Regions from separate parts of the Homo sapiens genome. Here region 1 is linked to region 2. A link is an interaction called in ENCODE POLR2A ChIA-PET data of the cell type or tissue named here. Cell type or tissue: PC-9. All regions are shown on one strand. Links, peaks and the distances in the headings refer to the core of each region. The heading gives the core; the rest is flanking DNA. Region 1 holds the start of MSRB3-AS1 (MSRB3 antisense RNA 1). Region 2 overlaps HMGA2 (high mobility group AT-hook 2).

What was found. Peaks named below come from ENCODE experiments on the same cell type or tissue, not always from the same donor. Only the 100,000 strongest peaks of a DNase experiment are listed, where the experiment ranks them.
Region 1: POLR2A ChIA-PET joins it to region 2 with 8 read pairs; 2 of 35 experiments call an interaction of 5 or more read pairs at or near these places.

What each region holds. Positions count from the first base shown.
Region 1 is chr12:65,628,367-65,643,844 of GRCh38, reverse strand. It overlaps MSRB3-AS1 (MSRB3 antisense RNA 1), which reads left to right and starts at 1,473. Exons shown (of 4, transcript NR_120431.1): 1 at 1,473-1,806. It overlaps LOC105369806 (a long non-coding RNA gene), which reads right to left. Exons shown (of 4, transcript XR_945028.3): 2 at 14,787-14,989; 3 at 14,303-14,525; 4 at 13,986-14,164. In PC-9, for the core only: no CTCF peak of the experiment used is centred there; a DNase peak (open chromatin) is centred at 8,864; H3K27ac peaks cover 1,936 bases.
Region 2 is chr12:65,861,841-65,877,318 of GRCh38, reverse strand. All of the region lies in intron 3 of HMGA2 (high mobility group AT-hook 2), which reads right to left. It overlaps HMGA2-AS1 (HMGA2 antisense RNA 1), which reads left to right. Exons shown (of 3, transcript NR_158985.1): 2 at 10,365-10,515. Among named protein-coding and RNA genes, the nearest start is that of HMGA2-AS1, 13 kb to the left of the region's middle. RefSeq lists a silencer at 8,184-8,384. In PC-9, for the core only: no CTCF peak of the experiment used is centred there; no DNase peak of the experiment used is centred there; H3K27ac peaks cover 229 bases.

The DNA.
Region 1 (15,478 bases), core at 4,023-9,022, 230 kb after region 2:
TCACAAATGTTGTCTTGCTTTTGGACTCTTTAGTTCCTGGGTCTGGACCATGGTAAATCTGATTTCCACAACATGACATAGATGCAAAGTGCTTGTGGTAGTTTGAAATCCAGCTTACTATAATGTTGATTAAGAAACATGAGTCTCATCTCCACACAACTGTTAGAATGACTATTATCAAAAAGACGAATGATAATAAGTATTGGCAAGAGGTAGAGAAGGGGAACTCTTGCACACTTGTGGTAAGACTATTAATTAGTATGGCCATTATGAAAAACAGTATGAAGTTTCCTCAAAAAACTAAAAATAGAATTACCATATGATCCAGCAATCCCACTACTGGGTGTGTATCCAAATAAAATAAAATCAGTATGTCAAAGAGATATCTGCACTCCCATGTCCACTGCAGCATTATTCACAATAGCCAAGGCATGGAATCCATCTAAGTGCCCTTCAGTGGAAAAAATGGATAAAGTAAGTGTGGAATATATACACAATGGGACACTCTTCAGCCTTTAAAAAGAAGAAAATCCTGTTATTTGCACAACATGAGTAAACCTGGTGGACATTATGTTAAGTGAAATAGGCCAGGAACAGAAAGACAAATACTACATGATTTCACTTATATGTGAAAAAAGTTGATCTCATAGAAGTAAAGAGTAGAATGGTGGTTACCAGAGGCTGGATGGGGGCAGTTGGAATTGGGGAGATGTTCGTCAAAGGATATACAATTTCAGTTAGACAAGAGGAATAAGTTCAAGAGACCTATTGTACAACTTGGTGATAATAGTTAATAATAACGTATACTTGAAAATTGCTAAGACAGTAGATGTAAATGTAGTAGTAAAATGTTCTCACCATAAAAAATAAGTTTGTGAGGTCACGCATATGTTAATTAGCTTGATTTAGATATTACACAATGTATACATATTTTAAGACATCATGCTGTACACCATAATATATACAATTTTTATTTGTCAATTAAAACATTTTTTAAAAAACACATGAATCTCATGGTACATGGACTTGCATTAAAGATTGGGGTTCAAATTCTGCCCCTTACTACTTACCTAGCATGGTAAGTAACGATCTTGGTGTTTTGCCTTTTCTTTCCTTTGCCCCATCTCTCTACTGCTATTTAGTTGAGACCTCCATCATCTTTCACCAAGATCAACATAACAGTCTCCTAACTGGTCTCTCTGTCTCCAATCTTACCCTCTACAGTCTGTCATCAATCCTAATGATAAATGGAAATGTGGTCATCCAAAGTCCTCCATCAAAACCCTTCAGTGACTCCCCATTGGCCAGAGGGCAAAGTTGGAGCTTCAAAGCAATGATTCATAGTTAATTCAATGATCTTTGTAATCCTTTATGATCAGTTTCCTCTTTTCACTCAGTGGCAGATACTTGTAGTTGTCCTCAAATTTCATACTCTCATTTTTCTTTATTAATATAACCACACATTTTTAACTGAGCTCATTGATCATCATAACAGAGTCTATTGAAAGTCCTCAGCAGGCGGTGTGACGATGTGACCAGCTCTGGCCAAGGAGCTGTAGGCAGAAGTGTCTTGCAGCAGCTCCTGTAAATCTTAAAAGACAGCTGGTGCGTGTCTTTTTTCCTTTTTTTTTCCCTTCCCCCTTCCTGCTGCGCTGAATATGGATATGGTGAGTGAATCTAGAGCAGCCATTTGGAGGTATGAAGAGATCTTGGAAATAGAGGCCATGTGTGTTGAAACAAGACCGAACAACTCCAAGTTCCTGAAGACTTCATTTCACCAACCCAGAACCTCCTTGATCATCACAGGTGAACTTATTCCTAAAGCAAACACTCTCATTTTCCTTCCTTCTCTACTTTACAACCATGCTGAACTGCTTGTTATTCCTTGAACTGATCACACAGTTCCGTGCTTCTGTGCCTTACCTCTTGCTGCTCCTCCACCTTATGCTTTGTCTTTCTAGCAAATTCTTTCTTATTAAGATCTACCTTGATTGCGCCACCGCACTCCAGCCTGGGCGACAGACTGAGACTCCATCTCAAAAAAAAAAACAACAACAATCCTACCTCTAGGGTTTCCAGCTTTGAGAAGACTACTCACTCACAGCCAGGCAAATTTGGTGATTCTTTCCATTTTCCATCATTGTATCTAGTCCATCTGCCTAACCTAATACTGATCACATGCCTATGTTTTGTTTACCTATGTGTTCTACATAATAGATGGTGAACTTCTACAGGCCATGCTTATTTTTTTTTTCATCTCTACATTTCTATTGCCCAGAACAAAATTGGGTCCCAAAGAATAGGGTGGCACAAATGAACAATTGAATAAAATTCTCTGAGTTTCTATTATTTCCTCCTCTGTAAAATCGAGTCATAATAATTCCCATTCTAGAGATTTTTGAGAGTCACATGAGAAGAGAATGAGAAGGTTCTCTGTAAACGTAACACATTATCAAGAAAACCAAGGCATTGTGTGTTTATCCAAATTTCTGTTATCTGGTCAATAACCTTAGACAAATATGTTTTCTATAGAATCCAGAGTTACTGATCTGTTTTATATCTACACGAAATGGAAACAAAGGATGAATTGGAAACAGGACACACTTCTGATCTTAGGCATGTACAAATTAGTAATATAACCAAGAGTTCTTAAGGTCAATTTAATTTTTATTGCTAGGTACTTGAATATATTTGAGTGCAACTATTCTACAAACCCTTAGCTCCAGGTAACCTCTTCAGCCACTGGACAAACATAGCTCCATTTAATGTAGTTGTACTTAAAACAAAAGTGATATGTATCAAGCTGATTCCACTTGCCGAAATCACTTCTAGCTCGTAGAATAGGTGTAAGAGCCAAGGGCTCAAGACATTCACTTTTTCTTCAAGTCAGCTGCTTTAAGAGAACACAGGATGGTCAGAGCTGGAGCTAGAGAAGCGGCAGGGTGTGCTCTTGTTTCTGCTGTATTAACCTAAGCAGCCAGGGAACTCTGGACATCCTTTAGAGAAAGTGCGACCAATGGAGCAATAGGCCTGCTCAGAGCATGCTGACTTCTCTCTTGGGACTAATTCTCTCTTCTGTTCTACGCTCTACACCCTCATGAAGTCATCCACCAGAGCCATCATGTGCTTGCATCCTGCTGTGTTCCTTCAACCAACTGCTGACTCTAGATCCTTGCTTTAGTCCTTTAACACTTTCCAGCACCAAGATCTCATGCCTGGGAGTCTAAAAGCACCACCCCCGCTTTTTTCTTTTTTTTTTTTTAAATAGCAATCAATTTGCTCCCACCACTCCCAGGGAATCCAGTCTCATTTTTGCCTGCATTTTCCTGTCTGGGGGTGGTGATGGTGGTGAGAGGGTGGAGGATAGTTTTAATGTCACCTCTTACATTATGAATCAGTGACATAAGCTTTTAAAGCCAAAAGTATTCGTAAGATCTCCTTTTAAAACGATAGAGGATTTAACTACCTTCACTCTCCTATTTAAACTGATTTCAGAAGGAAATGTAGGGTTGAAAATGAAGTTTGGGCTCTTCTCCTCTGTATATTTGCAAATGCACAAAGCTGGGTCTGTTATGTCCTGTCTGAAAGGCTATCTATTTGTACAGCTTTATGCATCTCTTCACAGAACACCCATGAAGTCACAGCTCATATTTCTGCTTTAAATATTCGATCTTTTGGCTTTAAACACCCATAAGGGTTATTTGTCAAAACGGATCTTAAACCTCGCCCCACAGCTCTGCAGCAGATCTTTAAAGTCATGCTGTTGGGGTGGGAAGGAAAGGATGGGGGAGACGGGGAAAGTCAGCCATTCAGCAAGCATTTATGGAGTGCCAAGTACGTGCAGAGCATATGGTATCTAGTAATAGGTGCTGTGAGAGAGAGAAAAAAGACATGGAGTACATGTTCTTGCTCTCAAGATGGAGACAGAAACATGAGCCCTGTTAGTTCAGTCCTAGATCTAGACACTTTAACCTTGTTTTCTAAAGATGTTTGCATGAACAGCAAAAGCCAGCAACCTCAGGCATGTAAGAACATGTTAGCAGCAGTGGTGTATGTGTGTGTGTGTGTGTGTGTGTGTGTGTGTGTGTGTGTGTGTCAGAGAGAGCGAGAGAAAGCATATGTTGGTATAGGGATAGGATTAGGATGGGGGCGAAGAAGAAAGAGTCATGCTTTATATAGAAGGTCCTTTCTTGATGTGTTTTCTCAATCATCTTCTGACCCAAGATGCCTTCCCTTAGCTTTCTGAGACCGCAGTAGCGAGTTCCCATGGCCCTTTTTTATAGCAACGCACTTGTAAGGGAGGAGACCACCCTTCATATTGTCTTATGTCCAATTTCTGCCTCCAAAGAAAGAGAAGTAAAAACTAAAAGGCAGAAATGAAATCCACAAGCAGATAGCATGGCGCCACACCCTGGGCCCTGTAGTTAAAGATCGACCCCTGACCTAATCGGTTATGTTATCTATAGATTACATACATTGTATAGAAAAGCACTGTGAAAATCCGTGTCCTATTCTGTTCTGTTCTAATTACTGGTGCATGCAGCCCCCAGTCACGTACCTCCTGCTTGCTCAATCGATCACAACCCTCTCAAGTGGACCCCCTTAGAGTTGTGAGCCCTTAAAAGGGACAGGAATTGCTCACTTGGGGAGCTCGGCTCTTGAGACAGGAATCTTGACAGTGCTCCGGGACAAATAAACCGCTTCCTTCTTTAACTCGGTGTCTGAGGGGTTTTGTCTGTGGCTTGTCCTGCTACACTTGCCCCCAGCACTTTCCTGACCCTTGGGATCCAGCTTGTTTTTCCAGATTTGTGTTTGTTTTGGTCTTCTTTGAAGGCAAACTTTCTTTATTGTGCCTAACCATTTATTTCTGCCACATACCTCTTTGGTTCTTATATTAGTCTGTTTTCACACTGCTATAAAGAACTGCCCGAGAATGGGTAATTTATAAATGAAGGAGGTTTAATTGATTCACAGTTCTGCATGGCTGGGAGGTCTCAGGAAATGTACAATCATGGTGGCAGGTGAAGGGGAAGCAAGGCACCTTCTTCACAAGATGGCAGGAAGGAGAAGTGCCAAGCGAAGGAAGAAGAACCATTTATAAAACCATCAGATCTCATGAGAACTCACTCACTATCATGAGAACAGCATAGGGGAAACCACCCCCATGATCCAATTACCTCCACTTGGTCACTCCCTTGACACATGGGGATTATGGGGATTAAAATTTTAAATGAGATTTGGGTGAGGACACAAAGCCTAACCCTTATCAGTTCTGAACTATGCTGTGGCTAGACACTTGGAAGGACACCTGTCATGTGTGGGCTGTGTGGGCCCAGGAGGGCTGTCCCCATGTGCTTAAGCAGGTGTGGCCTCCCTTAGCAGATGTGGGCCCCCAGGAGGCCCTACTAATCTGGTTCTTATGCTGTGAGTGACAACTTAGATACCACTGTAAGGTACTCTCAAATCCTTATGGAGGTGGAGTCAGACAAGCTTGGATTTAAATCCCACTCCCACTATTAGCTATACTATAAAAACTTAGAAAACTACATCGAGCCTCAGTTTCTTCATGTGTCCAGCGGAAATTCTCCCATAGTGTTATTATGATAGTTAAATGAATTAATGCATATAAAGGGCTTAACATAGTACTTGGTACATAGTAAGCACTCAATGAATGTTAGTATTATAATATAAATATAGTTTTCATTAGTATTCATGCATTTACTTTGAGACTTTTCTTTGTGGCCTAAGATATATTCGTTCCGTCCTACAAAGTATATGACTAAGAGAAAAACAGGAAATGTGACTTACTCCATCCATTAAACAAGCTTTTTTAAAGTGCTGACTGCATTTCCAAGTACTGTATTAGGTCTCTCCCTCCACCTCCCTTCATCCTTCCACAAACACTTATTGTGTGCCTATGAGGCACCAGGCATCGCACTGGATTCTAGGAACTAGTGGTGAAATAGACATATACGTTTCCTTCCATCACAGAGCTTATGCTCCAGGGAGAAAGACGATATTACATAAGTAAACCCAGGTATAGAACCAGGGATAAATTCTAGGTGCTACAGGTAGTGCTCATGGAACATGGAGACCTGCAGGGTCAGGGAGACCAGTGTGTTATGAATTTCTATTTATGAAGCTAATTTTCAAAAGGGTAAGTTACTTGGCTGCCATTAGGTCAATAACATTTTTTTATTATGTTGCTGCGAGGCATGGCTGACATTTTCGAAGGATATATAAATCAAACCCATGATTTTCCAACTCTGTATTTTAAGTGGCAAAATGTCTCTAAATTAGAAAATTTGAATATTATGCTTATTGACAAAAAGACATATAAAGTATCAAAACTTAAAAGAATGAGTTCACAGGTACAACCTCGTATGTGCTTTACCAAAACTTAACAGAGCATGCTTTTTATTAATACTTCTATTCTGAACTTAGTCACCAAGTCCAGACTTAACTAGATTATTTCTTTGTACATCACCTTGCATTAACTAAGACAAAAGCCAGAATATAAATGTGGTTCTAAAACTTCTCAAATTATATCTGTAACATCTTTTCTGCAGCCAATAGCTTCAACGCCATTATAGAGGGGTCAAAGGGATGGAGAACTCTATGTTTATTGATAGCCAATTATGTGTGAGTGCCAAATGTAATCTCATTTAATTCTCACAGGAGCCCTGTAAAATAGGTCTTATTTTTATCTCTTTTTACATATTAGAAAATTCAGGCCCAGAGAATTTGAAAAAATTTATTCAAGTTTGCACACAGGGCTCATATTCAAAGCTGAGACTACCTGATTCCAAATGGTAGTACCATTTGAAGTGGTATTCCCAATTGGGCATGAATGATCTATTTGCAGAAGGGCAAAGGAGTTTATTTCCATGCATGCGTGGTACATTTTAATTCACATAATCATGAGACAAGTTTAGATAACATGGCAAAACCCCTGTCTCTACAAAAAATACAAAAATTAGGCATGGTGGTGTGTGCCTGTGGTCCCAGTTACTGGGGAGGCTGAGGTGGGAGGATCACTTGAGCCCAGGAAGTCAAGGCTGCAGTGAGCCATGATTACACCACTACCCAGCCTGGGCAACAAAGTGAGACCCTGTTTCAAATAAGTAAACTAACTAACTAAATAAATAAATCACTGCAAATCTAAGCAGTCATATGATAATTACAGTTTAGCACATAAAAACCCCATTGTAGTCCGTATGTCACAAGTTGTGTGCAATTTATCCTGGGCTCTAAGACTCCCTTCTTAGAGCCCTTAAATCTATTTTTAAAATTCTTTCCATATACTACAGTTAAAGATAACAGGACAATGAAGGGCATTCAACATGTGACAAACAGGAAAAAATAATATATGTTCACTTTTTCTAAGATTATAATTTTACTTTACTTATTAAAAGCTCTCTTTTCAGCACAGTAAACTTGCCAAATTGGGCCTCATTCAGTGTTCCTAAAGTGGAACTAATCCATCTTCTTTCAGGACTAGGTTAATCTTGCCTCTTTCCTATTGCTTTCCATGGGATCATCTGTTTCCCCAAGCACCTGGGGTCAAATCTTTGTAGCCATCTTTGACTCCTCTCTCCTCATTCTCCTACATTCAGGCAAGCATCATTAAGAAAGAGAATGCCAGCCTGAACAACATGGTGAAAACCCATCTCTACCAAAAAAATACAAAAATTAGCCAGGTGTGGGAGTGCATGCCTGTGGTCCCACATACTCAGGAGGCTGAGGTAGGAGGATCACATGAGACTGGCCTCCATATATCAAGTGTCAGTTTACGTTCACTTTTTCATTTGTTCCAATCTTCATAGCAGCCACCCTAAAGTATTTGTTATCAATTCCATTTGTTTTCAATTCCATTGGTAGACGAGGAAACAACCTCAGAGAAGTCAGAAGCTGATAATTAATGAAGTGATTTGAACCTGGGCCTTTATATACTATAAAATACTATTCATTTTTCCTACATCATTGATCTTCTACTCATCTATTTCCTTTCATTACTCATGAACTCACCTTGAGTCTGACTTGCATTTTGTAAATGCTCAAATGAGTGCTACAGCTTGCTAGCCATTTTTCTTTCCCCAACTTCCATCCTAACTCTATGCCTTAAGCCAGATTTGTCTTCCCAACCATTCATCTTTCTCCACTACCTAATACAGTAGTTCTCAAGCTACTAAAAATCAAATAATAGTGATGTGTCACTGATTTACATAAAAAAGTTTATTTCTTTAAATTATGTTCTATTTTAAACATCTCTCCCTTTTTTTTCTTGAACTACTTATCCTGACCACAAGCTAATGTGAGTATATATGTTTATTTCATATTGCCTGCAAATAGTACTATGGCTTCTAAGACACTGTTGTGTCAATTTGAGAATCACAGCCCTAGATGATAAGGGCTGAAATGACATTCAGCTGCCTCTAAATCATTCCCTGTTTCCTACTACTCTTCAATCCAGCATGCTTCCTTGGCTGCCCAGGGCTGAAGTTCCTAGCCCAATACCTGGCACCCAGGAGGATTCACTCACTGCTTGTTGCCCATCGTTCCACTCATTACTCATGAAGCGTACTTTGCTACGGTCCATTCCTCTGCTTTGCTCATATAGTGACCCTTGGTCCCAACTTCTCTCTTTCCTCTCCTTTTTTTCCTCTCTTCCCCCTCCTGTTTTAAAAGATCATAGTTAATATTTGTTGAATGCTTCTAATGCTCTAGACATTTCCCAAGGGCATTGCATGTATTGACTCAGCTAAGCGTCTCAAAACTCTTCTGTTGTGAGTATTTGCAGGACCTTTTTTCCTGACCTCAGTTTCTGAATTTGCAAAATAGAGATTAAAATAATACTCACCTAATAAGATTGTTATGAGGGTTAAGTGAGTAAATACACAAAGTTCCTAGGATGTGATACACATTTGATAAGTATTAGTCATTATTTTTATTAAGCCACGTTATACTTTTGGAGCTTTAAGTTCGTGTTGATTAACAACTTGGAAGTAGCCAGTGCAGCTATTCAGGACTCAGCCATGTCTCCAGAGTCCAAACTCTCAAACACTGGGCTCCACCACCTCCTTTTTCCCTTTTTCCAACTCATTCAAATAACCCTCCCCCTCTAGAAAGCTTTGGCCACTCATTTGTGTTCCTAATATACCCTTTGAATATTCTGTGGTGTATAGCAGAGTGCTACACTCATATAGATAGTCCCTTACCTTCAGATAAGACTTCTAATTATTATGAAATAATCTCCATCTTTGTTTCAATTGTATTAACAATTGAGAATAGACCTGTGCTAGTGACATAATTTTCCCATTTCCTACTTGTATTGGGGACTGCCAAGACCATCCCCAGGGTCAATAATTAGCGAGGAAGACTTACAGAACTCAGCACAGAGTCCTAGTCAGGGCTAAGAGTTATTATAGCAAAAGGATACAAAGCAAAATCAGCAAAAGGAAAAGGTGCATGGGGCAAAATCTGGATGAAACGAGACATAAGCTTCCAAGAGTCCTCTCCCATCGGAGTCACACAGGATGCGATAAATTCCTGCAGCAACAAGTTCTGACAACAGGTATGAAATGTTGTTCACCAGGGAAGCTCATTAGAGATTCAGTGCCCAGTGCTTTTACTGGGGGCTGATTACACAGGCACTCTCTGCCTAGCATGTAATAAAATTCCAGACTGGGGATTCCTTTCCTTATTCCTTTTGGGAATCATGAAAGCAGGTGTCCAGCATGAACCACATTGCTTGTACAAACAGTTTAAGCACAGTGAGCCCTCTTATCACTTCTGGGGATAATGAAAACCCTCCTGTGATGGTTAATTTTATGTATTCACTTGGAGGGGGGTTTGGGATGAGATTAACATTTAAATCAGTGAATTTTGAATAAGGAGACTGCCCTCCAATATGTGGATTGGCCTCCTTCAATCAGTTGAAGGCCTGAATAGAACAAAAATACTGGCATCCCGGAACAAAAGAGAATTCTTAGCAGGCCACCTGTGGACTGAATTGGCTCTCCTGGGTCTCTACCTGCCAGTCTTTATTTTTATTTTTTATTTTTTATTTTATTCATTTATTTATTTCTTGACACAGTCTCACTCTGTTGCCCAGCCTGGAGTACAGTGGTGTGATCCCGGCTCACTGCAACCTCTGCCTCCCAGTTTCAAGCAATTCTCATGCCTCAGCCTCCCGAGTAGCTGGGACTATAGGCGTGAACCACCATGCCCAGATAGTTTTTGTATTTTTAGTAGAGATGGGATTTCACCATGCTGGCCAGGCTGGCCTTGAACTCCTGGCCTCAAGCGATCTGCCCACCTCGGCCTCCCAAAGTGCTGGGATTACAGACATGAGCCACCACATCTGACCACCCCAGCCTTTACACTGGAAATGCACTATCTACTCTTCTAGATCTCAAGCCTGTCAGCCCACCCTGTGTATTTTGGACTTATCATCATTGGCTTATAATCATGTGAGCCAAATCCTTATAATAAGTCTCTCTCTCTTTTGTATATGTATATACACATATATGTGTATATGTGTATATACATATATGTGTGTATGTGTATACACATATATATACACAAATATACACATATATTTACAAATGTATATAAATATACATTTGTATATTTGAATACACACATATACACATATATACATTTGTATATTTGTGTACACATATATATACATATATGTGAGTATATGTATATGTGTATACAAATATGCACATATATTTGTATATGTATATGTATATACACATATACATATCCTATTGGTTTTGTTTCTCTGGGGAACCCTAACTAATACGCCCCTCAAAATCCAAGTTGCTAGATGCCAGTCAAGGATCAACCTTGCAAGCAGGTCTTCCTAAGGCTAGCAGTCTCTGGCCTACTTTGTTAACCTTTTCTGTACACTACTAATTTTTATAGCAGTAGAAGCCATATGACAATAATGCCATGGAGCAGCAGAGCCTGTGAATAATCAAAAACTATGAGGTGGAGAGAAAGTCAGTAGAGAGAAGTTGGCTGGTAGTGACAGAAAAGTAAAAGCAACAGGCCCAGAGCCCTGGAGTGAAGGCTGCATTGTAAGAGGGGAGCATCCAAGGAGGAACAAGGGGAAGTCTGTGGCAGGGGAGAAGTTTGGGCAAGTCACTAGATGCTCCTTTACCCCACAAGACCTGACCATGTAATTGTGGTTGTGGTAGATTAAAGGTGTCTGGAAATTCTTTGCCACTCTTTACATAATGATATGGGATCTGTTTCCCCTCTCCTTGAATCTGGGTTGGCCTATGACTTGCTGTAACCAACAGAATGCTGCAGAAGTGACACTGTGGCTGTTTGAGACATGAACCTTAAGAAAACCTGGCAGTTTCTGCTTTTGTACTCTTGGGAGCCCGGGGTCCCCAGGTAATGGTAGTCGGCTGCACTGCTGGAGAAACCACTGAGAGAGAGTGAGAGAGAGGGAGGGAGAGACGTCGGACCAGCCCCAGCTGTTTCAGCCATCCCAGCTGTGGTGACATGCATGGGAATGAAGTCATTCTGTATTATTTGAGAGTTAGCCTAGTTGAGACTCTACATAATGCCACCTGCATGAGTGATTCCACGCAAGACCAGCAGCAGCATTGCTGCTGAGCTCCACCAAGATTACAGATTTCATGAACAAATAATAAAATGTTGTGGCTTTAAATCACAGACTTTTGGGGTGGCTTCTTTCCTAGCAATAGATAACTAATATGGTGAAGCAGCCGGAACTATCTGAGGACAGTGGCTTCATTGTAATAGTGAAGCACAGGAGTAGAAAGCAAGAGATGTCTGTAGCCGGGGCAGCAGGATGACTCTGTGACAGTCGACACAATATTTTATTTTCCTTCCAGTTTCCACTGTTTCACAATACTGACATGTGTCACTTTACAAAGAAAACAATCTGTACCCTTCTGAATTAGGCTTTACACTAGAATCTTTTCCAGACCTTCCCAACCCTCAAACCGAAGTTTGTGAACAGTGGAATGAGTTCCCACACACAATGAGTCATGTTTGTCTTCTGAGTGCCGATTGCCTTAGTGGAGACCTTAGATCATCAAATCGCATGCCCTGAAGCTTGTTTCTTCATGCAGGGAGCCAAAATCCATTGTATAACCTCATCTCCGGCAAAGATTCTCAACATGCGCCTGACTATGTATGTGCAAGATGCCAAATCAGTGAGTCCAAAAATGTAACAATTATCCCTGAAACCAGTCTGACCAATTTTATGGACAGAATTAATGGGTCATTTTGTGGTAGCAGAAACTGGACCTATGACCAATTGTTTCTAATATTTTTATGTATCTTTTATGGATGAGGAAACCAAGGGCAGGGGTGAGGGGAGAGAGAGAGCGCTCATGAATTATCAGAGCCATTGAACAAGTCAATATCGAAGGCAGGGACATCACCCATGGCTCCCAAATCTCCTTCAGGGCTTTCTCCACTATTGGCAGCATTAGTTTTCATTGGATGTATGTATATTGCTCTGCTGGAGAGGGCATAGTTACAGCCCTGCTTTTTTGTGTTTTTTTTTTTTTAACCTTAAGTAAAACATTTTTCTCCTTTGTGATATCACAGTTTTACCCCGGACACTTGGTTAGTTTCTTATGGGCAGTCTCAGTCATCTCTTTAAAAAAAAAATTCAGAAGTAAGCTCCCAAAAGATCATGTGTTGAGAAAGAACATTTAAACCTAGCCAGTAGGGTGGGAGGGAAGGAAGGGGAGAGTGTGGAGAGGCTCTCCCTGCTGATAATCTTGGAAGAAAGAATTACCTGACTTAGAAATGTGATATTTTTCTAGGCCACCTCGTTTCTTCTGATTAAAAATAACCACTTTCCATTATGTACATATAAGAGAAAAATGAATGAAAACATAGCTAGGAAGTAGCCTAGAATGATAAATCAGGGAGAGTATAATCTACACGTGCATATTCAGTCAGTAAACACTCAGTATTTATAGCATATGGAGAACTCATTCATTCATTCATTCATTCACTCACGTATCACCTGTCCATTGATCTGTTTACTTAACAAACATTGACTGAACACCTACTACAGGCAATGTCCTACAGAGACACGTAAGGTAAAGACCATATTTCCTGCTCTCCAGGGATTGCTTTTATAGTCTCATAAAGGAGATAAGACAAGACAAGAACACAAAGAACTATGATCAAGGTAATAAATGAGTAAGCACCATAGGAGAGAAAAATAAAGTGAGATGAAAGTTCAGAAAAGGGAGACATCATTTCTGGCCAAAGGAAATATAGAGTAGAAAGATTTCTTAAAAGTATAATCTATCACCCTGCAACTCCTAGTTTAAAAGCCTCACATAGTTATTAGCTCTGTGACCTTGGGCAAATCATAAATTTTCTGCTTCTTAGTTTGCTTATCTTTTAAAAGAAAGGGTTGGACTAAATGATCTTGAAGGTCCTTTCCGCTCTAAAGTACTGGGATACATAATTTTTCATGCGAAGACCCAGCTAAATATGTGACAAACTATTCTTTATACAACTAGAGTAACTCTTTAAACCTAAATAAGATCATGTTACCCATGGCTTAAAAACCTTTCATGGCTACATTTCAAAGAAAACCCAGACTTTTCAGATGGCCCTCAAGGTCCCGCAGCATCTGGCCCCACGCTCTCCAACCTCATCTTCCCATGTCCTCCTCTTACCCCGCTCTCTCCAACCTCATCCTCCCCATGTCCTCCTCCTACTGCTGCTCTTGCACTGCCAGGTCTTCTTTGCCACTCCCCTGAATGCACTGGTTAGGATCTTCACACAGGCTGTTTCCTCCGCAAGAAACGCTTTTCCTCTTCTCTTAAAAAAAATACATGTATGTGTGCGTGTGTGTGTGCATGTGTATGTGTGAGTAAAATTTTTATAAAAGGAATAAAAAATACAGTTTTAAAAAGTCAGATGATACTACCACAGGATTATAACCCAAACCCATAAGGTTGGCGCACCCGGAAGGAGAAGAAATCTTATGTTTCAATATCTACACTTGTGCTCAGACCCTTTTCTTTTGCACCTCCACTTCTTCTGGGGCCGGCATCCTGGTTGTGGAGCCACTCCAGTTCAACTTCTCCACAGAATAGTAAGATTCTGGCATCCTGGCAGGGTGAGGAGGAACACTTGCCTGGACCTGGGTAGAGGAGAGGGAAGAGAGGGTCCAGGGGTTTAAATGTGCTTTATACTGACTTTCAAACCATTCTCCTCATTCCTCCCCAGAACTCCACCCTTATCTTCCACAGACCAGGCACCATCAATGGCTGAGACTTACTAGGGGGGTTAGATGCTGTGACTTGGCTCCTTTGACATTGGCATCCAGTTTGCTCACACTTGGTATACAGCATTCTTACTTTTGCTCACTCCTCCTTCCACTTTTTATCTTCCAAAAATATGTTCACTCTTTGCAGTCACAATTCTCTCTCTCATCACCTGTTGTCTTTGTCCTTCTGAGTTTCTATCTCATTAGTTCCTTTTATACTCAATTTTAGAAAGGTCTGTGGAAAGGTTAAGAAAGAATGTCTTGTGTCTTCCATGTTTAACTGAAATGCCTCTTCCTTTATCTCATTTTAAAGCTTTTCATTCTTTTAGTATCAGCTTAAATTTGCTATCAGACTTCACTGACCGAACCATGTCTAAATAGATCCTCCTGGGATCATCTATGAGAGCATACTGTGTTTTACTTTCATAACATTTCTTATAATTTTAAGCTATCCTTATTTGTTGAGTTGTTAACTTTAAATAAATTTATTTATTACCTCATTTAAGGTCTGTTGCTCCCACTAGAATGCACACTCAGGGAAGGCAGGGACTGTGTCTGTTTTCTTCAGTCAATTTATGCTGAGTGCTTAGCACAGTGCCTCACCGTGACAGATGCTCAAGAATTCTGATTGATGAATATTGACAAACAAGGGAACCAAATCTTAGACTCCACTGACAGCACCTCCAGGGCAACAGCAGACTTGAAAGAAAAAAGACAAAGATGAGCAGACTGCACACAAGCGTGAATTCTCGACCCAGACTTTGTCCAAATCCCAGAACTACCACTTGCCTAGTGTGTAACCTTGCAGATAAATTGCATAAAAATGGAGAATGGAGATAATAATGGTACATCTACCTTATGAGGCTATTATAAAAGTTAGAATTAGTCAGTAGAGGTAGAGCACATAAAACAATGGCAAGCACGTAGTGCTCCATCAGTTTTGGCTGTTAGGTGTTAGAATACTTGGCTTGGGGTGGGGGTCTTGTTTTGGAGAGGAGCCTCCTTCCAAGTTTTGCTCTGAAAACTTAAAGCTAAACTTCCGTATATTACACACATGTTGGTATTGTTTGCCTGAAATGTTTAGAACTTTTTACTTCTGGATTCTACTTATGTTTTCACTGTGTTCATACTTATGTTGAGTAATTTGTAAGGTGTTTGGGAGTTCTGATAAAGCAGGGCCCCTTAGGC
Region 2 (15,478 bases), core at 6,222-11,221:
TCTGCCAGAACTCCTAAAGGCAAAGCTTCCCTGCTGCTGCAGCAGCCAGCAGACGCAGGGCTGCATTGCTTGGGAAAGTGCAGCCTGCCGCTCCACGTCAACATTCCACCCCCTTAGCTTTTCCCAAGGTCTCAGTGAGAAAACCTTTCTTTTTTCTTTCTTCATTTTTGTTTTTGTTCTTATCAGTTCAAACAAGAACAATGAATTCCTCAAGCCCAAGCAAGAATGTGACAAGGTGTCAACAAAGCCAACCAGGAAGGTGATGTATGGCCCATAAATCACTTCACAAACCAGGGCTGCAAAGAAAGCACCCAGCAACCCAGAGCCCCGAGTGTGAGTTTTTTCTACTCCTAAACCTTCACACCCCCCACATCCACCCTCCTCCAGCACCTCACTGACTGCTCACCTGTCACTCCTCCACTGACCAATTGGCCTACTCATGGGGTAAGACAAGTTCTGTTCCTTCTGTGGCAAATACTGGGCATCTATGGTAGAGCACCACATAATATAATGTGCTTTAGGGACATGTGTTGCTATGGGGTATGGTTTCCGGAGGCTGTCTGGAAAGCTCTACTCAAAACCTTAATTTGAAAGGTTTATAAATGGTGAAAGTATTTGTTCTTAGAGTAAAAATTTGATTTAGAAAGTTTGGGCTTAAGTGGTGAAATGATTTTATGGTTTTCAAAAATCAGAGGCCAGAAATTGTTTTGCGTGCTTTATAAATGATATAAAGAGAAATGGAGAACAACCAAATTAGAATCTCTTTCTGGGGTTGTAGGATTTGGTTTTCTTGAAAGAAATATTGAATGTATAGTTGTGTACATATTAAGATTAGGAAGAGAAAGAGTATTCACAATTGCCTTATGCAAAGTAACTTATTGGCTAATAGAAAATTACCAAATATTTTCTTTCACTGTTTTAATAGATGTGACTAATTATACTTTTTATGCCATGGTTTCAGAGTGAGTATATGGTGTAAATTCCTAATGCAAAAACTCCTGAAAAGATTTAAATTCAAATGACTAATTTTCAGCAACTCAGTATCCATTCTGTGAGCTTCTATTTTTTTTTCTATATATACATTTTTTTTTTGAAAAAACAGGCCTTAAATACATATTTAACTAACAGGCTGGAACAGCTAAGTAAATCATTTATAAACACAGATTTATATAATGGAATGACCTGTACCTACTACATTCCTATATAACCAGTTTAGGAGAAAAAGCAAAAACTTCCAAAGAAGCAATTTTGTTGAAAACTGAAGACATCAACAAAGAGAAAACCTCACCAATCCCCATGATAATGGTGACCAAGTTCAGTCTAGTTGAATGCAGTTTCATTTCTTTCCTCCAACCACTTTTAAAAAAAATCAGATTCTAAAAATAGCTGAAGAAGCAGAGATGAGCTCATTCTCTACTAAGTAACCTTGCACATTCTCTAATGATAGTAAAAATAATTCAAAGAAAAAAAGCAAATAAAAAAAGAAAAACATCCACCAAGTTGGTAGTTCAAACTCACAGAAAGTTGACTAATGGCATACGTAGGCCTACTATTAAAAAACCAGACAAGGCCGGGCACAGTGGCTTACGCCTATAATCCCAGCCCCTTGGAAGGCCGAGTCAGGCGGATCACCTGAAGTAAGGAGTTCAAGGCCAGCCTGGCCAACTTGGTGAAACCTTGTCTTTACTAAAAAAAAAAAAAAAAAAAAAAAAAAAAAAAAAAAAAAAAATAGCCGGGCACGGTGGCATATGCCCGCAATCCCAACTACTTGGGAGGCTGAGGCAGGAGAATGGCTTGAACCCGTGAGGTGGAGGTTGCAGTGAGCTGAGATCACACCACTGCACTCCAGCCTGGGCAACAGAGAAAGACTTTGTCTCAAAACAAACAAACAAACAGACAAAACTGAATATATGAAAATCTGAATAAAATATTTCTTTGCAACACAGTATAGTCTTTGAAATAATAAACTAACAGTTGTCATAAACTGCAAGCTCTAGTGTATGTAAATAGATCACCTTAGAATAGTATCATTTACTCACTCAGGAACACAGCTATTCAATTAAATAAAATACATCTGGTATTATTGCCAGTAAGACAAGCAAAGCAAGCAGGTACTGAGCCACTGTCAGTATATTTTCTCATATGAGAATAGGGGAGTAAAAATTAATTTGGGACTACTTTGGGACAATTACTTGTATTAACTCTAATAAATATAAGCATTTCTTTTTATTTTTACATCTGTGATTAAACAAAACAAGACAAAACCCATTATGGCCATAGCATCAAGCTACATGATAATTCTAAAAGGGTATTACTGGGGGGGCGGGGAACCTTTCTGGTTGAATAAAGGGAGATGAGAAGATAAAATAAGTACTGCAGATGTGTGAGATCCCAATTTTCTTGCTCTGGAAAAATCTGTAGAAAGAGCTACATCTGTCTCAAAATGTGACTCTCTTTTTCTGAGATGGAGCACCAAACTGGAAAAGGGAGAGATGAGCCCATTGGGGCAAATCTTTAAACTCTTCTACTATTTTTAAGCGTACTTGTGAAAATGTTTACCTGTATGTATACATACAGAAAAACAAATGAGTTTGAACTATGATTATCCATTACTTTATTTTTTTAAAAAAGATATCTTGCCAAGTCTTAAGGTGGTTCTGCGGGTAAATCAGGGTAGCAAGCTGCTTATTATAAAGCAGCTTGAAGAACAAGTACATAGAGGTCACCTGCACTCACTTCAACAACCCTAGAGAGGCACCTGGAGTCACACTACACCTCCTTCTGAAAAGATTCTAAACAATTTCTAAAGGGCACCACATCTTCAAATGGTTTCCCTCCTGCTGGAAACCTAGGCTTTGTTGTATGAGCGTAATTCGTTACCACTGAAAAGAAGATGATTAAAATTTCTTGAGTATTCACCTCACATCATTAAAGGTTTTTATATATATTTTCACTCAATGTGTCTCAGCAAGACTGACAAAGTCTTCAACTAAGTAGTAGACTTTATATAGCTTTAAATTCTGTGTATTACATATATCTATTATTTATATAGCTTTATTATTTATATTATATATTTATTAATTTACATTTTAAGTTTATAAAACAAAAATAAGTTTTCTTTTCTTGTAGGTGATAAATGAGATCTATGAAACTGTAAAGGATAAATTCTTACTCTTATTCCCAACAAGCTGGTGTCAACAATAATGCATACAAGGAAGAAAACATAATTGAAAAATTAGTACAAATTTGCTTCTGTTTTATTGTCCACTCATTCAGCAGATGTTTATCCAGTGTGTGCAAAGTGCAATAGTAGGCTATAGAGAGATAAAAAACAAAATCTCACTAACTGTGGGCCATTAATTGGCATACCTCAAACTGCCCTATATTGTTACCTACCTTTTTTGGTGTCTGATTTTTGAATTCCATAAGGACAGCGACCATATGTTAAACCTCCATGTGTGCCTGCTCTTTTCAGTCATCTAATAAATGATTCTGCCATTATTGTTACTCTTGTGCAAGCACGGGCAAATACCACAAGCAAGACTTGAAAACAAATCCTCAGTTCCCTGTCTTTAACAATGAATTTTGTGAGGATGAATATAATAAAATATAACAGAGTAATGTGATAATGGTCACATTTAAATATATGTATGTATCTACATACATATATGTATACACATCATAAAACACATGTAGACATGCTTTATATATCTTACTTTCTACCAAGCTCTTTTCATATTTATAAGGGAAATTAAAGTATAATATATGTGGTTCACTAATAGTGACACTGGACATCTCTCCTCTTTTCCTTCTTTCTTTTTTTCTAAAATAAATACTATCCTCCAATCCCACTGGTGCATTTGACTTCATGAATGACTATCTATAGCCATCTACACTTAGCCTAGATTCAGTACGAAAAAAATATTGAGAAAAGGAAATAAGCCATTTCTGCTGATGGCTGCCGTATTTGGTGCTGAAAGCATTATTTATTTGTAACACACCAGACAACAGAACCTAGAGAGCTCATGGTACAGGTGCAGACACATGGCTTGGACACATTCATTCTTTGGATACTTTTTATAAGACACACACTATGCTCTGTATTGAAAATACAAAGATAGATGAGACATAGTTTCATGCATGAAAAACATGTAAACAAATAATTATAGTAGACGGGTAAAAGTCCTTTACCTCAGGTGTGTGCAAATTCCCATGAGGCAAACAGGAAGGAAATAATTTCAAGAGAGGTTGGCGGGGGCACCGTATTTGAACTGGGTCTTGGGAGATGTGTTGAGATTGGTCCAAATGGAAGTAAAGGTAAAGACTATACCAACCAGAGCACAGATGTGAAAGACCTAATGGAAGTTTCAGAAAAACGGGTCTTTCTGTCCTAAGGAAGTGAAGATTTCAACTGGTGGGTAGTAGGAGGCAAGATTAGAAACTAGGCCCAATGCTATAATCAACATAAGAAGTTCAGACTTCCTTGGGTGAATGGTAGTCATTGAAAATGTTTGGCAGGAGAGTGATAAAGTGTCTGTTCTGAAGAAAACACTTGCAGTGATAATGGAGGTAAGCTGGACAAAGAAAAGTAGAGGCGGCAGGAAAACTAGTAGGAGGCTGGTGCAAATAGTTTAAGTGAGAGATGATAAAGACTTGTACAAAGAATGTGGCAGTGGGAATGTAGGAAAAGAAAACTCAAAACATATAGCTCCAGGCACCTTTAGGAGTAATAAATGGCAGAACTTTGCAAATGTTGAAAATGGAGACTGACAAGTCAAGGATGACCGGGTGTATGATGGCACTCAGATAAGCTACGAATACAGTCAGTCAATGCAGGCAGTGACTGAAACACAGATACCACAGAGCTAACTCAGAATGAACACATGGAATGAAAAATAGAGGACCTCAGATATAACCCTGGAGACGAGCGACGTGCAGAGGGCAGGTAGAGAAAGAAGAGCCTCCCGGGTGCAAGGAACTTCTTGACAAGAGAAGAAACACAGGACAGGTTTACCTTCAGGCATCCAAGGAAGGCAAGTGTGAAATAAGGAGGCACGGCTGATGTGTCAGATATTTCAGAAGAGACATCAGGACGGGGACTGAGAAGTGTCCCCTGGATTTGGCAGTTAAGAGGTTACTGGCAACCTTATTTAGAGGATTTTGTGTAGGGGGACCCTAGGAAGGATGAAGGGGGCAGAAGCCAAGTCACACTAGGCTCCGGACTGGATGAAAGATCTGGAGCATATGTTTCATTTGGCTGGCATCCTGTTGCCTCCCTGCCACTTCAGACTGGCTTCAGTCTAACAAGGACAGGCTGTCACACCTTTTGCTATGCCCACAGACCCCTAAACCCAAGAAAGTGATGATGCAGTGGAGCACAAAGCTACAAAGCACAGAAGGCAATTGGTTATTTTCTGCGGCATCAGCCTATCAAATAGGAAAATTAAATATATTGTTGGTAATCAAAGATTATTCTGCTATTGCCAAGCCTTTCTGAGGAAAACTAACAGAGTAAAGTATGGGCAGAAGTCAAACTGGAAGTGATTTTTAAGAGGTCTTAAGAAGCCCATGTGACATTGTTCTGTGCATCTGACAGCCTGAGTGTGAACTAAAATGGAATCTGCCTAGGAAAGGAATGTAGTTCTCTCACCTAGAGGGAAAACCGCACCTTCAGAATCCCCATAGGAAGGGGATATAGTAATGGAGAAAACATTTTCTGCTTCATTATTCTTTAGCCTCGAGAATCTAGATATAGAACATTCAAAATTCTCATGAGAAGGAAAACAAATAATACCTGGAGGCCAAGCTAAAGGTGTCTTGCTTCTACTAATGAACTTAAATTCATTTTCCATTCACACACAAAAGGAAGAAACCTATATAAATGGATTAAGAGGGCCAGAAAGACACAATAGAGCAGGAGTCAGCAACCTTCTTCTCTTAAGGGTTGGAGAGTAAATAATTCAGGCTTTGTTGGGCAGACGGTCTCTGTGGCAGGTACTCAGCTCTGCCACTGTAGTAGGAAAGCAGGTATAGACAATACGTGAACCAATAGGTGCGGCTGGGCCCAGGAATACTTTATTTGTTGATACTGAAATTTGAATCTTACATAATAAATATTATTATTCTTTGTTTCAACCATGTAAAACTGTATAAATCTGTATTATAAACACATATCTTAAAAGCTGACTTCTAAAGAAGAAAATTAGTGTAGCAAGTAATTATGATGCATTGGTCATTAGACTATGGCTTCTGACTGAGCCTACGTTTTTTCTAAATCATGTCGGATTTGACCTGTCATTCTCTTGCTTAGAAATCTTTAATAGCTTCCCATTTCCTGTAACATCCAATCTCCTTAAGCATGTATGCACGGCCCCTGTGACCTGCTACCACAAAGCGTTTAGGTTCACTGTCCACATCCACCCCCTCACCCATGGTATGTCTCTAATGTACACTATCCAATCCAAACTAGCTGCTCTTACCTAAATACACCCTACATTTCCCTGCCTCCATTGATTTACTCCTACTTTTCACATGACATGGAAGTCCCTGTCCCAGGGATGTCATCTTCCAGCTGTTTTGTTTTGTTTTGTTTTTAGATGGAGTCTCCCCCTGCCCAGGCTAGAGTGCAGTGGCACGATCTCGGCTCACTGAAACCTCAACCTCGTGGGTTCAAGTGATTCTCCTGCCTCAGCCTCCAAGTAGCTGGGATTACAGGCATGTGCCACCACGCCTGGCTAATTTTTGTATTTTTAGTAGAGACGGGCTTTTGCATGGTGGCCAGGCTGGTCTCGAACTCCTGACCTAAGGTGATCTGCCTGCCTCGGCCTCCCAAAGTGCTGGGATTACAGGTGTGAGCCACCACGCCTGCCCCCAGCTGTTCTATTAGAATCCTATTCATTCTTTAGGGCTCAGCTGAAGTGTCATTCATCTCCTTTGTAAAGCCTTCCTTATTTTACCTAGTTGGAATAAAGGCTTCACATATTGTTTTTTACTATTTACATTTTGGCAAAAATATTTCGAAAACCACTACCTTACAAGGCTCGTACAAGGTTAAATAATAAATCAAGACAATGTTCATAATGTGCTCAGCCTAACACCTGACACATAGTTGAAATTCAAAAATAAACAGAAGTTGTATGCACATGCATATCTACCCCTAGACTGAAAGGTCTTAAAGCTAAGGACCATATTGTGTTTACTTATACACAGACCTGTAACAATGACCTGTATATACATACGTTGTATTCAACAAATGTTTATTGAATATAGCTGGAATATTGTGCACTACTTTTTTTTTTTTTGCAAATCATGACCAATACTTTTAATCCTAAAGCTAAGTGTGAGAAGGGCTGAAAAACTGTTAAGATTTTTTATAACCTTTCTAACTGGGTTGGCCACATGGAGCAGAAAATCATGGACTTTAGAGTCTGACAAACCTGGGTTCAAAATTCAGTTTTATTACTTTCTAGCTTGTGTATCTGTGCAAGTCACTTTAATTTTCTGAGACTTGTTTTCTTCATTTATACAACTGTCAATAAAATATGTTTTTAAAGGTGTATTTTGAGGTCTCTAGAACAATGCCAGGCTTGGTAGGCATTTAATAAGTACTGGCTAAGAATATTAAACAGGATTGTGTTTAAATACTCCCATTCATATTACCTACATTGTGAAACACTGTCAAAATGGTATATACCAGAATAAAATGTGAATTGTATTTTTTGACCATTCTTTCTTAAATACATAAGGAGAGCTGCTATCTCTAGCCCATTTTGTGGGAAAGAGTCAGTGCAATGGAGGGTGGTTCACTATGATCCCTAAGAATTGACCCCACTGACAGCACCCTCTTTGACTTTTCCCTGCTAACTTCAGCAGGTAGCAAGAGGGGAGCATGGGCTATGGTGTCAGATTAATTGAGGCTCCATCAACCACCCAGATGGAATTTTAGGAGCTATGGTAATTCCTATCTGCTGGGTAGGGTTCCTGAAATACAACCATGGTGTTTCATTTCCTAGTTGTTGCTGTCGTCTTTCTGAGTTGCTCTGTGATCCACCATATTCCTTCTCTAATCTTGCTTTGATTTATGAATGTACATGATGATGGTGATGGTAATTTCCTAATTTAAATGATAAATACTCGAACTAACTTGGCCCAGAGAACCCTACCAAAAAAAGGAATCAATGAGTCAGATCCTTAGAAAACAGTTCCTAGAGTCATTCTAGCTAATCTTTTCATCAGTTGAGAGTTTTGCAAAGGGGTTTCTGCCTCATTGACCAAGAAAGTGTAGCGGCTTACCAATGCCAACCTCTTAAAGCATAAGTAGAGGAAATCAATGGTAACCTGCTAACCTCAGTTCTACGCAATGCATTGGCAGTTTGGGACAGCATTAATGTTTATAATATGACCTTGTCTACATTTGGGGTTTGGCACAAATTTTTACTTTACTTCTCAACTTCAAAATTTGATGATTCCATTATTTTGTCAAAAATAACCAATAAATACCACTAATCACTTAGTTGACAACTTATTAAAATTGATGCTAACAGTTCCTATAGATTCTAGTGAGAGTTTAAATGAAAGAGTTAGGTAGAAACAGGCAAGACTGATAGTACCTGGATTTTTCTGCTATGTCATGATTCCACAAACCATCCTTTAAGATGCACTGAATTGGATAAGAACCATGGAGAAAATGGTGATTATGTACAAATGGTGATTATGTATAAAAAGAAACTCTTGCTTCACATTTTCTCCATATTCAACGTAGGTGGTGCTTTGGGCCCAAGTGAGGTGACTCATTGCCTCAGTTCTCCCTTTCCTGTTTCACAAGCAGACACAGCAAAGCCCGGAGAGTAATCTGACTCCTCCACGATCGTAGTGGACTGCATCCGGGATGATATTTAGTTTTCCTTCTCTGTGGGCTCTGTAAAACCACCTACTGCTTAAAGAAGCTCTTTGACATGTTCTGAACTCTAAGAACAAATGAAAATGGCATTTTGGGAAAAAAAAAATGAAGCCAGAACAAAGAAGTCAGAAACGTGATACTGCAAGATCAGGCACTTATCTGCACTGCAAATGAAAAAAGTTTCAGACTCAAAGAATTAACAATTTAACCACTAGTTTCCCCTTGAGATGTTACTGTCACAAGAGATCCTTACATTTCCAGTGGCATTCAACAGATTCTCCTCTTTAGTGAGGACAGCTGCAGAAAGTTACTGAATATTTGCTCCCTCTCAGATGCATAAAGATTATTTTGTAAGCAATGTTGGAGAAAGAAAGAGCTCAAAAGGAGGGTGAACATCAGAAGAAAAAAGGGACAGATCTACAAGGTGCTTGTGACATCTGTTTTCACTTTGTGCTGTGGCCAGTGGCAGAGTGGAAGACCAACCTTTAATCAACTTAGCAACATGGTGCCCATGTCCAGTTATTCAAGTGCTTAGTAAATACTGTTACAGAGAGCCCAATGAGGAATGTGGGTCTTCTGGGAATGTGTAAGAAAGAAAAGGCACGTTCTTACCCTCGAGATGCTTATAGTCCTGTTCAGATGACAAGCTTTATGTGTTAATACGTTAATTCAGATCTTTTCCTCACTTCCTTCAAAACTCCATCCAAAGTTCTTCTCCTGCAGGCAGCCTTACGGCTCTGACTAATAGCTCATGCCTCAACTCTGTGTCCCCACAAGACTCATATCCTCCACTTTTACACAACTTGAACTTGGCAGAAGTGTTCTTCAGTTGATTCATGTGTGCTCAGTCCAACTGATTTGTCAGTATCATGAGGATACGGTTTTGGTCTTCTCATTCCTTTATGTCTTTTCACAGTAATTAGTTCTGTAGCTTAAACATAATAAACACTCATTAAGGGAAAACTGGCCAGCCAATTCTAACTCCTCCTGCTCAGATGACACTCCAAGTGTGCTGGTTCCTGGCTTTCCCACTAACAGATTAAGTTCCTAGAAGTTCCCCTTCCTGAGAAGGCCTCCAGATTTTCATGCTGCCTTTGTATCCAAAAGCAAAGATGTTCTCAACAGAGCAAAAAGTTAGAAAAGAACTCGATGTCTCAGTGGGCTAGATTTCTGCTCATTGCAAAAACAGGACAAGGGCCTGTTTCTACGTAGCTTGTGCCATTAGCCACATTCAGGGATACCAGTTAACAAAAATGGCAGGCCCTCAATTTAGTGTCAATGTTTTTTTGTCATTATGTGAGCTAGTTATTTAACTCCCTGCTAAGTTATCTCATGTACCTCTTGCCATTTCTTTCCTCACACACTCTCCTCTTTCTTCTCTACTTTGTTCTTCTGCAGTGTTTAGAAACTAGAAAATCAGAACTGATTTCTCCCCCTTCAATCTCTCAATCTCTCTCTCTACCAGTGTCAAGATGGGAAGGCACATGTTCCTATCTTGACAGCAGCAGAAAGAAAAATGGCAGCAGAAGGAAAACAGCAGCAGAAAGAAAAATTTGACTCAGATGGGTTGAGAGGGCAATGGCAAGCAATCTTGGTACATGTCAGCTGCATCTCAGGTAAGTGTTAGTGATTTTTTTTTTTAAAGTTGGCACTGCTGAAAAGAAGAATGACTATTCACATTAATAACTGCCTTCTTAAATTTGTAATGAAGAATGAGAAGCGGGCTAAGGTACAAGAGGTAATGTTTATTTCACTTTGAAGCTTATAGGTAGTTACATGGGTATCACAAAAAGAACAGATATAATGAATCATCTTGCCTTTTACCTGACTCTTAAGACACCTGCAACATATCCCTTGGATGTTCCGCCTTGTCACACTCATAACCGAGGGGAAAAAGAAGACAAAGGTGAATGCTCAGTTAGCCCCTAACCCTCTTGTCCTATCTGCTGTTAATGTTGCCCACAGGTCTACCAGCTGCAAGGCTATCCATGACCTCCTCCATCAAGTCCACCCAGACTCTCTGATCTAAAGCAGCCTCGCCTACTCCAATACTCTCCATTACATTAACTTGGTTCACTTTTCTTCTTTGCTCTTATAAGGCTTGAAATCATCATCTGTATTTTTTTAATAACTACGCCGTCATTTATAATCCCTCTCTAGAATGTAAGAGCCACAAGACTAGGGACCTTAAGTTTTCTCCAGTGTCTCTCCAAATATCTAGCACAGTGCCTAGCATTAGCAGAGTGGGCTAAATGTTTGCTGAGTGAGTGAACAGATGTTTCCTTAGGAGTCAGTCTCAATTTCCATTTTTTCCCCAACGTTTGTAAATCTTCTCTCTAATATAGAGGTCCACCCTCCTTAGACACAAAGGAATTATAGTTATACACTTGCTATGATTCCCAGAGTTCACAAATTCTGATGCTCCATCATTTTAGCCAGCAACTCTAGCTTGAATATTAGTGAAAAATAGATGGGGATGGCTAGGCGTGGTGGCTCATGCCTGTAATCCCAGCACATTGGGAGGCCAAGATGGGCAGATCACGAGGTCAGGAGATCGACACCATCCTGGCTAACATGATGAAACCCCGTTTCTACTAAAAATACCAAAAAAAAAAAAATTAGCCGGGCGTGGTGGCAGGTGCCTGTAGTCCCAGCTACTCGGGAGGCTGAGGCAGGAGAATGGTGTGAACCTGGGAGACGGAGTTTGCAGTGAGCCGAGATTGAGCCACTGCACTCCAGCCTGGGTGACAGAGCGAGACTCTGTCTCAAAAAAAAAAAAAAAAAAAGAAAAATAGATGGAGATACAGACGCTTAGAATGTATGCCTTCCCATCTTGACACTGGAGAAATGGAGAAATGTTATTCTAGCACATTCTGAATTGCATTCCAGTTCAAATTTGAAAACCTTAAAAAGCCTGAAGACTAACTTAAGTTTCAATTTAATACAATTATTTTAAAACAACAGCTATAATATTTTTACTGTACATATGTTCAATTATTACTAAGTACTTTCATTTCTATCTGTAAAAGTATAGTATAAAAAGTTCACCCTCATGAAATCAGACAAAAATACAATTGACCCTTCAACAATGCAGGGGTTGGGGCACTGACTCCCTGTGAAGTCAGAAATCCAACAAAAATCCACGCAAAACTTTTGACTCCACAAAACTTAACTGCTAATAGCCTACTGTTGACTGCAAGCCTTACTGATAACACAGTCGATTAACACATATTTTGTATGTGATATTATTATATACTGCATCCTTACAAACTACATGTAAACTACAAAAAAATAAGACAAGCAAGAGAGAAAATTTGTTCACTACTCATTAAGTAGAAATGGATCATCATAAAGGTTTTCATCTTTACTGTCTTCATGTTGAGGAGGCTGAGGATGAGGAGGGGTTGGTCTTGCTGTTTCAGGGGTAACAGAGGCAGAAGAGGGAGAAGAGGTGGAAGAGGAGGCAGGAGAGGCAGAAGCACTCAGTGTAACTTTCACTGAAAGAAATCTGCATATAAGTGGACCCGTCCAGCTCAAACCTGTATTGTTCAAGGGTCAAGTGTGCACTAATATGAAAAAGAGCTGAAGTGAAAAAATGGATCAAAATATTTCTAATCATAGTTAAATAATCTAAAAAATGTAGGCCACTGACAATTTTATGCTTCTGTTCAATGGCACTGCACATACAATCCAGAAGAAAAGCTACTATGTGTGTTAAATGGAAACACTATAAAATCATTTGTAGTGTGTCCTAAGAAAAGAGGAGTATATGAACATTACAATAGTAATGTTAATGAATTTAAACCTTTTTTTCCTAGTATGTTAAATATTTCCCTGTATTACAAAAATTGTGAGCATTCATAGCAAAGCTGGTGTTCTCTGCCAAATGCAAGGTGAATGTGTGCTATCTACAAAATAGTCAACAGTGGAGTGAGTAACATAACAGGGGATTTCAAGGAGATGGAAGACAACACTATTATTTTCCTAATGCTCATAATTCTGTTTCTGGCTATGTAATTTTGTCTTTATAACACTACTCAATTAAATTTATATTTGGGCCAAAAAATTATCATCTTGGCTGCCATGTAGCACTCTTCAAATCTCTTAAAATCACTTGCTTAAGTTTGCTTTTTCTGAAAAGCACTTACCCACCTCTCTGGGGTGTTTTTTTTATGAATTAGGAATCCTGGAGCCCTCAGAGTCTAAGCATGGTTGGCAGGTTGGAAGCAAATAAGCACGATGGAAATGGGCCCTACTTAGTTACTATGGATACCTCAGATATAAAGGATCCCTATTTGTAGTGCTCATCAACAACTACTAGCACAAAATCCCTCATGCTGCTTGGACCTAAATAAGGTCATAAATGTTTACTGCACATACATAATATTCATGGAACCCTTCTAAGATTGCAGAGCCACAGTGCGGGAAATGATATTTCTTTCCTTTGGTGGATTTTCATATCCCATTTTCCATCTGGAGAAATGAAGATATTGTTTTGCAATTACCTTTACAGAACAGAGCATTTTTGCTGGACTACTAAAATCGCTTAGCCAAAGTTGGGCATAAATGCAATTCCTGTGCCAAGCCAAATTACCTGGAAACATCACACCCTTCAAAAGGTTTGAATACTTCATGTTTTGGGGTGAGGGTTGCGACTTCTGTAGTCTAAAGACAACATTCCCTAGTCAGTGAGACTGAGCTGGGCACAGGATTTGGTATTCCTAACCTCCAAGATCCTGTCCATGGGAAAACCATTCAGGACTTTTCTTGTGAATGAATCCCAAATTACAATTTAGTTTCTCATCATCTGGTCCATGCAAAGGATATTGTTGTGATTTTTTTTTCTTTGAAATCTAATGATCCTTGAAAACAAGGCAGTCAGTGTAAACACACCAGGGACACTGTACTCCTCTTTACAGATGTTCACCTCATACTGCAGAAAGGAAGGTGCAGTCAATTTCGGGAACCAGGACTTGCACTTGTGCCCTGTTTTGGCTTAACAGTTTTAGTTTGAGGCCAAGGCAGTCAGTTTAAACACACCCGGGACATTGCATTCTTCTTTACAGATGTTCACCTTGTACTGCAGAAAGGAAGGTACAGCCAACTTCTGGAGCCAGGACTTGCACTTGTGCCCTATTTTGGCTTAACAGTTTTAGTAAACCAACAGAAATGCTCCATTCTGTAAAGCTAATTGCACAACAAAACCTTAACTTTTCCAGAGGCAAAATGGGGTGTCACTAGATATGAGTTAATGATCTGGCCCCAAAAGAATTCTAGTTTCATTCCCCAGCTCTACTTAAGTGCTGATAGTGTCGTCAGGATTTAGGGTTCACTGCTGTTGTTGATTATCCCAGTGGTAAGCTCAGTCTAGTGACCTAATAGATATGAAACAGCCATGCCAATTACCATGAGCTGAGCATGGGTGGGTAGAGCAAGGGAAGCATGCGTAAGTTCGTGTGGACGGTGGGACAGCTGGAGAAGGATGTGGTAAAGACCACTGGTCCACATACTGCCGTTGGCAGTTGACAACCTATATTATCTCCTTTGTGTGCAGTGGTCCCCATATTCCCTTTCTTCTCCACTTTCTATATCACATTTCATTTTCCACATTCTCTTGGGATCTTTATCCACAGCCATGGCTTCAGCTACTGTGACCCATGGCTCCATCAGCTCAGCTCCCTCTCCTAAACTTCACACACACTAAGTACATGAGTGTTTCATCTCTATCTTGAATTCTAAATCCACTCTTCCTCTTCTTGAGTTGCATGGTCATCCACCAAGTGACACATACTTCTAGTCCAGGTCTAATCCTTGATGCTTAACACTTTTTTAATTTTTGTAGTATAAGAGATTTCTAACAACTGGCTTTCATTTTGTACACCCAAGTAGATTAATTGTTCTAAAGTAGTATTTTAAATGCACTTTCAAAAATATTTAGTTTTTCCTCAATTACTGTGTAATATAAAAATGTAGAACTACCTAAGACATTTAGGCTTATTTGCAGAAAATTGATAATACTATAATAAAAGCAAACTGTAGTAGTGGTGGTGGTACTGATTGTGGGACACAGAGACAGACAGAATCCCATTTTCTGTTGTTTGAAGTTATGGAATGTGTGTGTGTGTGTGTGTGTGTGTGTGTGTATGGTGCATTTTGGTAAATTTGTTATAACATCTGAAAAAAGGTAAGTATATCCAATGCTTATTCTTTTGTTAACTCTCTTAAAACAGTATGACTCTCTGAAGTCATACTGTTCACTTAGAAACATGTTGCACAGCCAGGCGTGGTGGCTCACACCTGTAATCCCAGCACTTTGGGAGGCCGAGGCGGGTGGATCACCTGAGGTCAGAAGACTAAGACCAGCCTGATCAACATGGTGAAACCCCGTCTCTACTAAATAAACGAAAATTAGCCGGGCGTGGTGGTGGGCGCCTGTAATCCCAGATACTCAGGAGGCTGAAGCAGGAGAATCGCTTGAACTGGGGAGGCAGAGGTTGCAGTGAGCCGAGATCGCGCCATTGCGCTCCAGCCTGGGCAACAAGAGCGAAACTTCATTCCAAAAAAAAAAAAAAAGAAACA